Linked DNA regions of Homo sapiens: region 1 is linked to region 2. The links are chromatin contacts, found by Hi-C in ENCODE. All regions are on one chromosome and are shown on one strand. Each heading gives the region's core, a stretch centred on a gene start or an enhancer-like site at or near the end of the contact. The rest is flanking DNA. Distances are from core to core; before and after follow the strand shown. Region 1 overlaps LOC105373438 (a long non-coding RNA gene). Region 2 overlaps LOC105373485 (a long non-coding RNA gene).

Region 1 (4,760 bases), core at 709-3,208, 130 kb after region 2:
AACACTTGGGTGTTTCAGCCTTCTGGCTGTTTTTGGCTTGAAGGTGGTGGGGTTTCATTGCAGACCTGCCCATATCTGCCTAGGCATTTGTCTGCTTCCTGCCACTATGACCATTAAGACTCTCTTCTCTGTCCACTCTTTTGTCTCAAGGGAGACAGGCCTTCCTGGTGTGTAGGTGTTTATATTTCACAGGCCATCCCACACAGCTGTCAAGGGTTAATTCCTCTGTAAATCTTATTGGATTCATCACTTTTCATTTTCATCATATTATTATCACTTTTGCTTCTACAAAGCTTTTTTGTCAGCATCAAAAAAAAATTAGAAAAAGGTACATTAAGATGGGGAGATGTTAAGTGACTTGTTGGTTATTCAGCTAGTGGCAAAGCAATGGTTAGCACCCAATCCTGACTTTCTGAGACACTCATAATCCACAGAAATCCTAAACCTTTTGTCTACTACCAGGCATATAAACAGAACCTTACTGTTATCTCATAAATATGTACTATCATTTACAGTTTCATTATTAATTTTACTCTTCTCAAGTACCAAAACACCACCTCCCCCTGACAAATGAACTTATGCTTTTTATGTTCTACCTGTGAGTACTAGGATCATCAATCATATCTACAGCTTCCCCTCAGTTGATTTATGGATAGTTTGTATTTTCACTGTATCTGTCTCACACCTTTTTGAAAAGGGAACATTGTATGGCTACTTTTATGTGATTAACTCCTCCATCAATTTATGTGTCAATGATTGCCTTCCTGTAATGGATTCAATTTCTCTGTCCCCATTGTTTCTTTCTCACTAGAGAAGTTCTTTAAAATTCTATGAAAATGAAACTGTGCTAAATTAAAAATCTACTCATGATAATAGGAGACACTCAAAATTATGGGTTTCAGTTTCAGGCTTCTCACCATGTCCTCAGATTGTACTCCCTTTCTAGCCCTTCTGCAGCAAATAAACCTTTGCCATCAGTTCACCAAAAGCACTCATGAGAGGAAAAATGGCATATCACTAAATATAGAGTTCTTTGTCACTTCTTGATTTCAAATTTACAACTAATACTCAACACTTTAATTAAATCTTTCTTTTCTCTTCTTCCTAAAACATACATGCAAATTAAAAAAAAAATCTTGACCCTATTTCCTGTCTCTCTTACTCTTCTTCTGCCTTCTGTATGCACATGCAAGAAATCTATTTTCATCTGTTTTATTTCTCAGTTTTACATATGGGAATTCATCTTCTAGTCATCTAATATCAATAATTCCCAAATCTAGATCTCTAGTTTTATAGATAGTTTTATTTTGCATATTAATTTTTTCTGCTATCTGTTTAACAGCATATTCAAAAACTAACTCATTATCTCTTTATTATAAAATGCATTTTTCCTTTTACTATCATTATCTAAAAGTTCATTAATAATATGCTAGAATACTTTTTATTTTTAAAGCAAATGATCACTGAAATTGTCTTGCTCAGTATTACAATTTAAACAAATAATCAAATGATCATTGTGTGACTCATGAATAAGTCATCTCCATCAGCACATGGAATAAATAGTTGGAAACGTGGAAGAAGTGCAACATGAAGCAAAATACAAATTGAATCAATCAGGAAGCATTCAGAAAGCATTAAATAATCAGGCAGATGAGGGAGTAAATGGCAGGGGATAACTGCTTTTCTGACTTTGGCATGGCTGACCATTAGACCCTCTTATGAAGTGTAAATGGGACCCACTTATAGGTAGATAGGAATGAACCTACAGCCTGGATGGGTACATTCTCTTAATTATAGGCATAAAAAAGAAGAGTGTCTTGAATAAAAATTGTTTACAACAAATTATATAGGAAATACAGTGCTGTAGTAGATACCTCTGGTGCCTATGACATGCCCCCTCAGCCCACCTCAGATGCAGCCACAGCTGTTGTGAACTGTTATGAGGAGCTCAGACTCATTTCCTGCTGCCAATGACTCACCTAGTGTCAACTCCGCCCAACTTTCTGCATTCTGTTGCCAGGTCTTCTTCAGTGGCAATTTCATCTGGAAGGGCAGGGGCTTATCATCCTCAAGGCAACCTTTAACTAACAGTTACTGCAGACAGTGGGAAAAGGCATTAGCTTTTTAGGTGAACAATCTAAAAAGCATCCTCTATGATTGTCAGAAGTCTCATGCTGCCTACAGATGACATAACAATAATAGACCTTAAGTTAGCTTTTCCTCTTTTCCTGTCTCATGCTCTAAAATCTGTTATTCCATAGATCATCTCCCCAAAAAACATCTGTATGTATGCAAGTTCTTTTTTCTGTCCATTTTTGATAACCCTAAATTAAGACAAGCACATTTTGATATTTTTTTTTCCTAACTCGATAATAAATGTGTAATTACATTTATGCAAGAATTATTTTCTTCCAGGCTAACCCTGTTAATTTGTCTTTCAAATTCCCAAAATTTTATTTTTGTCTGTTCGTAGTCTTCAGCATGTGGATGAGAATGTGACATTTTTTCTTTAGTGCTCTTATTTAGTATATTTTGGTATTCGTTTATTCACTTGCTTCAGCAACAATCTTTAATTAACAAAAACCCTTAATTGAATTCCACAATATGCTTTAGTTTCCAACAATAGCCTCTGCAGTTGTTGATCAATCTCTTTCTCTCTGAACTGCAAGGCTTTTCACTGCACTTATGTGTCTTTTACAGATTGCATTTGTCTCTGTCATGATCAGTATATTGCTCAAGCAGTGGAAATAAGAAAAGAATTATAAATATTATCCAATGAGAGACTCACTTCTTCTGTGGCCTGAATGGAAAATGTACTCTCATTGTGTAGCACCATGCCTTTGTGTGTAAAAAATCAATAACTATTTCTTGGAAAGAGGATCATCTAGGTTCACCCCCTGGGCTCGGAAAAGGAAACTTAAGTTATTACACCTAATAAGCTCTGTGGGCTTAGATATGTAAATCTTCTCTTGCTCTCCACTTGTACATCTATACAATAACATTATCTTGGTGATTTTACGGTTGTCTCCAGCTAGAAAAATGTCTATGTACAAAAAAAATGCCTTTTTCTTTATATTATTTCCCTCTTTTATAGAAAACAAAGATTTTTGTTTAAACAACCTCTATTTTTACTGCTTTTTTTAAAAAATTATACTTTAAGTTTCAGGGTACATGTGCATAATGTGCAGGTTTGTTACATATGTATACATGTGCCATGTTGGTGTGCTGCACCCATTAACTCATCATTTAACATTAGGTATATCTCCTAATGCTATCCATCCCCCATCCACCTACCCCACAACAGGCCCCAGTGTGTGATGTTCCCCTTCCTGTGTCCATGTGTTCTCATTGTTCAATTCCCACCTATGAGGATGTTTTTGTCTTTCAACAATGGAACCTCCTCTTCATGTCCAGACACCAGGATAACTTTTTTCCAGCTAGTCCAAAGATCTGTTGTTGTTTCATAAAACCACACAGTGGCTCATAAACTAAGGCAGCTTGCTTGTAAAGATTTCAGCTAGATAAGCATCCTATTTGGCACCAACTATTCATCTCTCAAACTAGGTTTGTTTACCTAGTTTCCTATCTCAGCTATAACACCTATACTTAATTTCTAGTGAATGTTAATTTATATCTCACAGCCCAACCTGATGTATTATCTCAGCAGCTTGCCAGAATGAATTTTCAGTTTCTTTAACACATTGAATTAAATCTACTGTCACTGAGAAATTTACTTTTATTTAAACATGTATTACTATTAATATATCTCTTAGAATTTTCTGTTAGAGGTCACACTTATTGGACAGTTGCAAAAAACATAGAGGTTTAATACCAAACCAGACAAAGTTCAAATCCAAATTCCCACTTTTATTAACTCCATGAAATTTTATCTCTTTGAGTTTCTAATTATTTCCTGCAATACAGGTAAAATATTTACTCAGAAGGCTTAAAAATAAAATGATACAGTATTTATAAAACAAGTAACAAAAGACCTAGTACGTGACATGTCCTCAACAAATATTACTTCCTATAAAATAATAAATGTAGTCTAATTCCAAGGATTCCAAAAGATAAATACAATTGATTCACATCAGTTATAGGAGATCGAGAAATATGTCTTTGTCTTTGGAGCCATTGTATAGTAGGGAAAATAATGCAAGTCCTGCATTCAGAGGTAGAATCATTCCCCTGTTTGGCACATACTAGGTGCATGCCCACTGGCAAGTTGTATAGAGACAAATGCAATCTGTAAAAGACACATAAGTGCAGTGAAAAGCCTTGCAGTTCAGCAAGCCTTTATGTTTCTTGGTGAAATAGGTTCCTTATTATAGAACTGTTTTGAGGGGAACATTAGATCCAATAACAAACACAAAATGCCAAACAAAGTACCAGGCAGGGAGTTGATCCTCAAGCCACAGTAGCTAATAATAACTAAATAAGTTGTTAGCACCTTTCAATACAGATGAGTTTAAAAGTACGTCCTGTTGAAAGGCCAAGAGGTAGTTTACCTGTCAGCGTGTCTAAATATATTAGTGCAATATGGGCATTGTGCAAATGGATCCAAGATTGACTCCAGTCTTAAATACATTTCTTCCTTGTGAAAGAATTGTTTTTCAAATATACAGGCTTGTGTGTTGTTACAGAATGTTTCTCATATCTCTGAGGATATTTCTAAATTAATCAATTGGTATTGTTTGGGAAAAGATTAGATATATTTATCTTCTAGAGGACCCCTGTAATGTTTCAGTTTCCAACTTTAT
Region 2 (5,474 bases), core at 213-2,712:
TTTGGTTACTGCTGTTTATGATCGTCCCAGTGAAATGGCCTCATTGTGGAGTAACACCCAAGATCTGTTGTCTCACAGACACAGAAATCTAGGATGCAGATGCATAAAGTGTCAGGTTGAGAGTGGAAGTTTAATAGGCAAAAGAAAGAGAAGAGCTCTCTGTTGCAGACAGGGGTCCAGAAAAATGGGTTGCCGGATCCATGGTGAAATGCAAGGGGTTTTATAGATGCCTGGTGAGGAGGCAGTGTTTGATTTACACAGGGTGTGAAACATTGGTTGGACCAGGTGTGCCACTTGCATAGGTCATGAAAAACTGGTTGGGACTAGATGTGCCGTGTGCATAGGGTATGAATTTCTGGCCACCCCTACCATAATCTTTTATTATGCAGGCGGGTCTTCTGCCTGAGCTGTGCCATGTTGCCCGTTTCTTTACTCTACACATGGTAACAAGAAAAGGGAAGATGGAGCCTCCGTGTTGGACATGCCTGGCCCCCAGGTGGCCCTTTTCTATTGGTGCCTCTGCCAGCATTCGCCCGTGCAAGCTTCCTGCTTGATTATCTATGTTTGCAGCTCTATTTTTCAGGCTGCTCTTTGTTAGAAAAGCAATGATTTGGGGGGCTGCTTTTTGTTAGAAGGGAAGCTCTGCCAAGAACTCTGTTGCCCTCACTATCTGCCTAAATAATTTCTGCCTTCTGTATCACCAGGTTAGGTGGGTCCACTTTCCTAGGCCTTTACAAGAGGATACCCCACGAGTGTTATACATAAATCCAGCTGGTGTTTCTAAAAGGAATACTCTAATTTTGATGCTTGACTTCCCATAATTTAGGAACTTTTCAAAAGTGTCAAGCCTGGGAATGTATTTAGGGTGAAAGTGTAACTTATCTCAGACTGTCTCTAACTTCCAGGGAGCAATAGTGTGCTCAGTGTATGAGGACCAGACTTTCATAGTGTACCTGTTTGGAAGAGCAAAAAGAGGGAACACTTTTCGGTTAGAAACTAACAGGAATTGGTCTCAAATAAAAGGATAGGTCTGAATTTTTAAGCAGAAGAAACAGTTTTAATCTTAAAAGTAGGCCATATAAAACAAAACCATCCGTGTCTAACTGCCAATCCTTTGACCTGAACCTCTGCTGTGAGACAGAGGCAGAAAAACCTTGACCTAAGCCTCCAGTCCTGAGGCAGAGGTGGAAGAACCTTGATCTGAACCTCTCCTGTGAGACACAGCAGCAAAAAGACATTTTCTACAGAGCTCTTTACTTGGAGCTTGTGTCCAAAGACAGAGACCAAAGCCCTCTCTTAAAGAAAAGAGACAGTTTGAAAAACAGCCAAATAAAGTCTATATTTCAACCAAGGAGTGGGAGGTCCTAATTCTGGAGAACTTACCCAGAACACCCAGTGGGACTTCTGAAGATGCAGAGTTCGTGCTGGTATCAAGCACTGCTTTCAGGCAGAAACACCGCACCTGGTGGTGAGAATGAGTCACTCTGAATCCTGCTGACGATGCCAGATATGCCTATCTCAAAGGAACCTGCTGAGCTAAAATTAATCTATTACTAAGCAGAGTTTACTTGGGCCAAGTTTGAGGGCTGCAGCCCAAGAGCATAGATTCTATTTGTCCTGAATATACACTCTGATTAGCAACAGTAACAAGTGGATTTTAAAGGGAAAGAAAGAGTCAGTTCCTGAGGTTTTTACCGAGGATTTACATTAAAATAATATAAGCCATTGATTGGCTCAGCATTGTTCTTTGTATCATAAATTCTAAGAACATGAAGGTATTGAGTGAGGCAGTCAGGAACAAAATGACTTTAAACAATTTCCCCTAGGCATGGGTGTGGGGTGTGAGCATGACTGAATCCCATACCCACGTCTCTCTGGGTCTGCATACTTTGCAGATCTCAGACTGCTCTCAGCTATTTTCCTTTTCTCAAGTTTCACATTCTCAGTGTAGAATATTTTTGTCACAGGCTATTTTATATGTGGACATACAGAATAGGCGAAGGAACTTTTTAATACAATAAAAAATACACACAATGAAACTGGTAGTATGTATTTAACAAAAATCATATGGAAAATTAAGGTCATTTTAATAAATAAGTGACTTTGAGATGGGGGAGGGAATTCATGGGGTCTTATAAAGCCTGTAACATCCTAATGAGTTTGTCGCTTTGTTTTGGTTGCCTAATATCCATAAAACTCTCATAAATTTAAAAATCTATATATTAAAAATGTTTAATGAAGCAAAGGATGCAGAAAAGATTTTATTCTGTTACAGTCAGAAAAAGATGTCTTAGGCAGCTCAGGCTGCTATATCAAATACCATAGACTGGGTAGTTTAAACAACAATAATTTCATTTCTCACAGTTCTGGAGGTTAGAAGTCCAAGATGAACTCTGGAGGTTAGAAGCCCAGCAGGATCAGATTCTCTTCCTGGATTCTATCTGGCTGCCTTTTCATTGTCCTTACATGGTGGAGACAGTGATCAAGCTCTCTGGTGTCTCTTCTTATAAGGGCAACAATCTCATCATTAGGGCCCCACCCTTACAACCTCATCTACCAAAGGCTCTATCTCTGAATACTATCACATTTGGGGATTACAGCATCAACATATACATTTTTAGTGGACATAATTGAGTCCATAGTAGAGTGGCAATTTTAATTAAGCAAAAAATGCAGAGGAGACTATCTGTTACACTCAAAAAAGGGATTAATCCAGCATTCACTCCACAACAAACACAAAGTATGAAAAGTTGATGAATAAAGCATCCACACGTGAAAATTTTCAGTTTTCTTTTTTAAAGTTAAATGTAAAATCAGAAGTGAAACCAAGTTACAATTGTGGTGAACCCTGGAAGTAGCTCTGTTAATACCTGGGGAAAACCAGCTTGTTACTCCCAACTCATAGATTTATAGAGAAATAAATTATGGCTTAGAGAGATGTAACCCTGTTGAGATAAATAATGAGTTAGCAGCCAAGCTAGAGAAAGGATATAGCCCTCCGCGTTCCCACTGCTTTTCCCACCTCACTTTCCTAATAAGCCACTTACAAAACTGGATTCATGTGAAAATATATCCACTTGTTCTTCATTTTGATGTACTTCATAGTCAATGTCTTTCCTAATGATGTCAATCTAATTGAAAAGTTAAAAAAAAGAAAGCCAATATATAGGTGACTAATTTTATTGTTTTAATCCATGTTCTATATTCAAGATAAATGATAAATTGTGACATGCCTTCAGCTGTGCTGCAATGTCATTAATAAAAACGAAAGGAAGAGACAGAATAATAGGGTTGAAGACTCATAGATGTCTTATAGCAGTTAAGAAATGCTATTTTTAAACAACATTATATTGGCTCTACTGTCCTTAAATGTGTAAATTAAATCTTCCTGAAAACAGTTCATAGTAGACAAATGTTACAGGTAAATGCCATTCAGCGCTTAATCACTATTGGCAGATACGAGGTGTAACAGAGTCATACTGACACAGTAAATCAATGAGTAGTAATATTAATATGGAAATTCTTTGGTATTAATGACTTCAGTACCAAATAAGTCTAGAATTTATTTTCTCCCAGTATGCAGAATAAGAATTTGAAATGATTTCACACACACACACACACACACACACACACACACACACACACACATATATATATTTGGTATGTGCTAGCATGGTTTACAGTGAAGACATTGACAGGGTGAAAGAAAAAGGAAGGGTTTAAAGATGATACTGTATTTTTTTTCACATTAAGTAGGAAACAAGAATGGTTCAAAATTGGTCAACATAGTAGATATTGAATGGAATATAAATCAATGGAATTGTGGTAGAGTGAAAAAACGGCCACATTTTTTTCCCATCCATGTAGGTACGTTCTTCCCAATGTGACTTTGCGACTCCTCAAAAAAGAGGTGAAGTTTTTCTCTCCATCCTTAGAATCTCGGCATGGCCTTGCAAATTGCTTTGGTCAGAGGGCATTAGCAAGTATGATACAAGTAAAAACTTGAAAAGTGTTTGCTTACTGAGGGTTGGCCTCTTTTCCTACTGGGAACCCAGGAACTACTGTAGCAGGATGAGCCACAGAGAAAACTCCTCAGACACCGAGTTAAAGAAGGAAGGGGTTTATTTGGCCAGGGGCATCGGCAAGACTCCTGTCTCAAGAGCCGAGCTCCCTGAGTGAGCAATTCTTGTCCCTTTTAAGGGCTCACAACTCTCAGGGGGTGCGTGTGAGAGGGTCGTGCTCCATTGAGCAAGCAGGGGGTACGTGACTGGGGGCTGCGTGCACCGGTAATTAGATCGGAACGAAACAGGATAGGGATCTTCACAGTGCTTTTCTATACAATGTCTGTAATCTGTAGATAACATAACTGATTAGGTCAGGGGTCGATCTTTAACTACCAGGCCCAGGGTGTGGCGCTGGGCTGTCTGCTTGTGGATTTCATTTCTGCCTTTTAGTTTTTACTTTTTCTTTCTTTGGAGGCAGAAATTGGGCATAAGACAATATGAGGGGTGGTCTCCTCCCTTATTCTCCCTATTTGAGACTCTCACTCAATAGTGGGAGTTCTCACTTTCATATTTACTACCCATGTCTTCTTGCAAGACAGATCGATAGTGATTCATATAGTACACTTGTGCTGAAGCATTTTGGTGAACTAAGGTAGCAATGAAGCTTTTTATCATTTGAAGAAGTACAGGTAGCAAACAAGGGAGCAGTAAGTAGCTTCCTATTACTATTATAACTCTTATTATAAGAGTTTTAAATCCTCTTAGCGCTGGGAACCATTTTCTAAACACGGCCCCAGCATCAAATCCATGCCACACTTGCACGGGCAAATGTGCCAGTTTTGTCATATCTCTAACTATGTCTTCAACTACTTGCCCTTGATTATCTATGTGTAGGCAGCAATTAGTAAGGTCAAATTTCCTACAGACCTCTCCTTCAGCTGCTAGCAAGTGGTCAAGAACTAATCTATTTTGATAGATAGCATTTCTCATCTGAGTTTCTTGCCAGGCCAGAATAGTCAAGGCTCTGCCCGTTTTATTAGTGATTATTTTTAAGACAGCTTGTAACCATATGATTCGGTTGATCATGTAAATGGGGGTCCGGTATCCCCACGAGCCGTCTTGTGCCCAAGTAGCAGGCCCATAATATTGTATGATTCTCTCAGGGGGCCATTTATCATTTTTTCAATTTTTTATAGTTATGCTTCTCTATTCACGGGAAGCATAGACAGGGAAGCCAGGAGTTCACCTGTTTTTATGGGCAGTAGGAAGAAAGATGGTTTAATCATGCCAGTAACACAACTACCTGCCTACTGGTCAGGTAAGTTGGTGTAAGCTCTATGCTGACATATCCAGTATAATCCAGTGGGGGCTGTCCAGTCCCGGTGGGACTCTGGGTGGGTCCACACGGTTTGCAACTTTGGGAATTTACTAAATGGATTTCTCTCTGTGTGATTCAAACTCCACCAAGTG

What was found. Hi-C counts contacts between places; a loop is a spot of excess contacts on that map. Pooled maps may share reads with other maps.
Region 1: a loop to region 2 is called in a map with no recorded cell type, with 6 times the contacts of the local background. The contact joins two enhancer-like sites. A Hi-C loop is called at or near these places in 23 of 37 single-sample maps with no recorded cell type and 6 of 50 pooled maps.

Annotation. Positions count from the first base shown.
Region 1 is chr2:13,651,158-13,655,917 of GRCh38, forward strand. The region is part of intron 2 of LOC105373438 (a long non-coding RNA gene); the gene reads left to right. Among named protein-coding and RNA genes, the nearest start is that of LINC00276, 750 kb to the right of the region's middle. Within about 2 kb of position 1,959, at least 2 of the 41 ENCODE cell types and tissues checked have a DNase peak (open chromatin) inside an H3K27ac peak, as active enhancers do.
Region 2 is chr2:13,521,894-13,527,367 of GRCh38, forward strand. It overlaps LOC105373485 (a long non-coding RNA gene), which reads right to left. Exons shown (of 2, transcript XR_922814.3): 2 at 1-1,462. Among named protein-coding and RNA genes, the nearest start is that of MIR3125, 790 kb to the left of the region's middle. RefSeq lists enhancers at 690-1,889, 1,269-1,638. Within about 2 kb of position 1,463, at least 3 of the 41 ENCODE cell types and tissues checked have a DNase peak (open chromatin) inside an H3K27ac peak, as active enhancers do.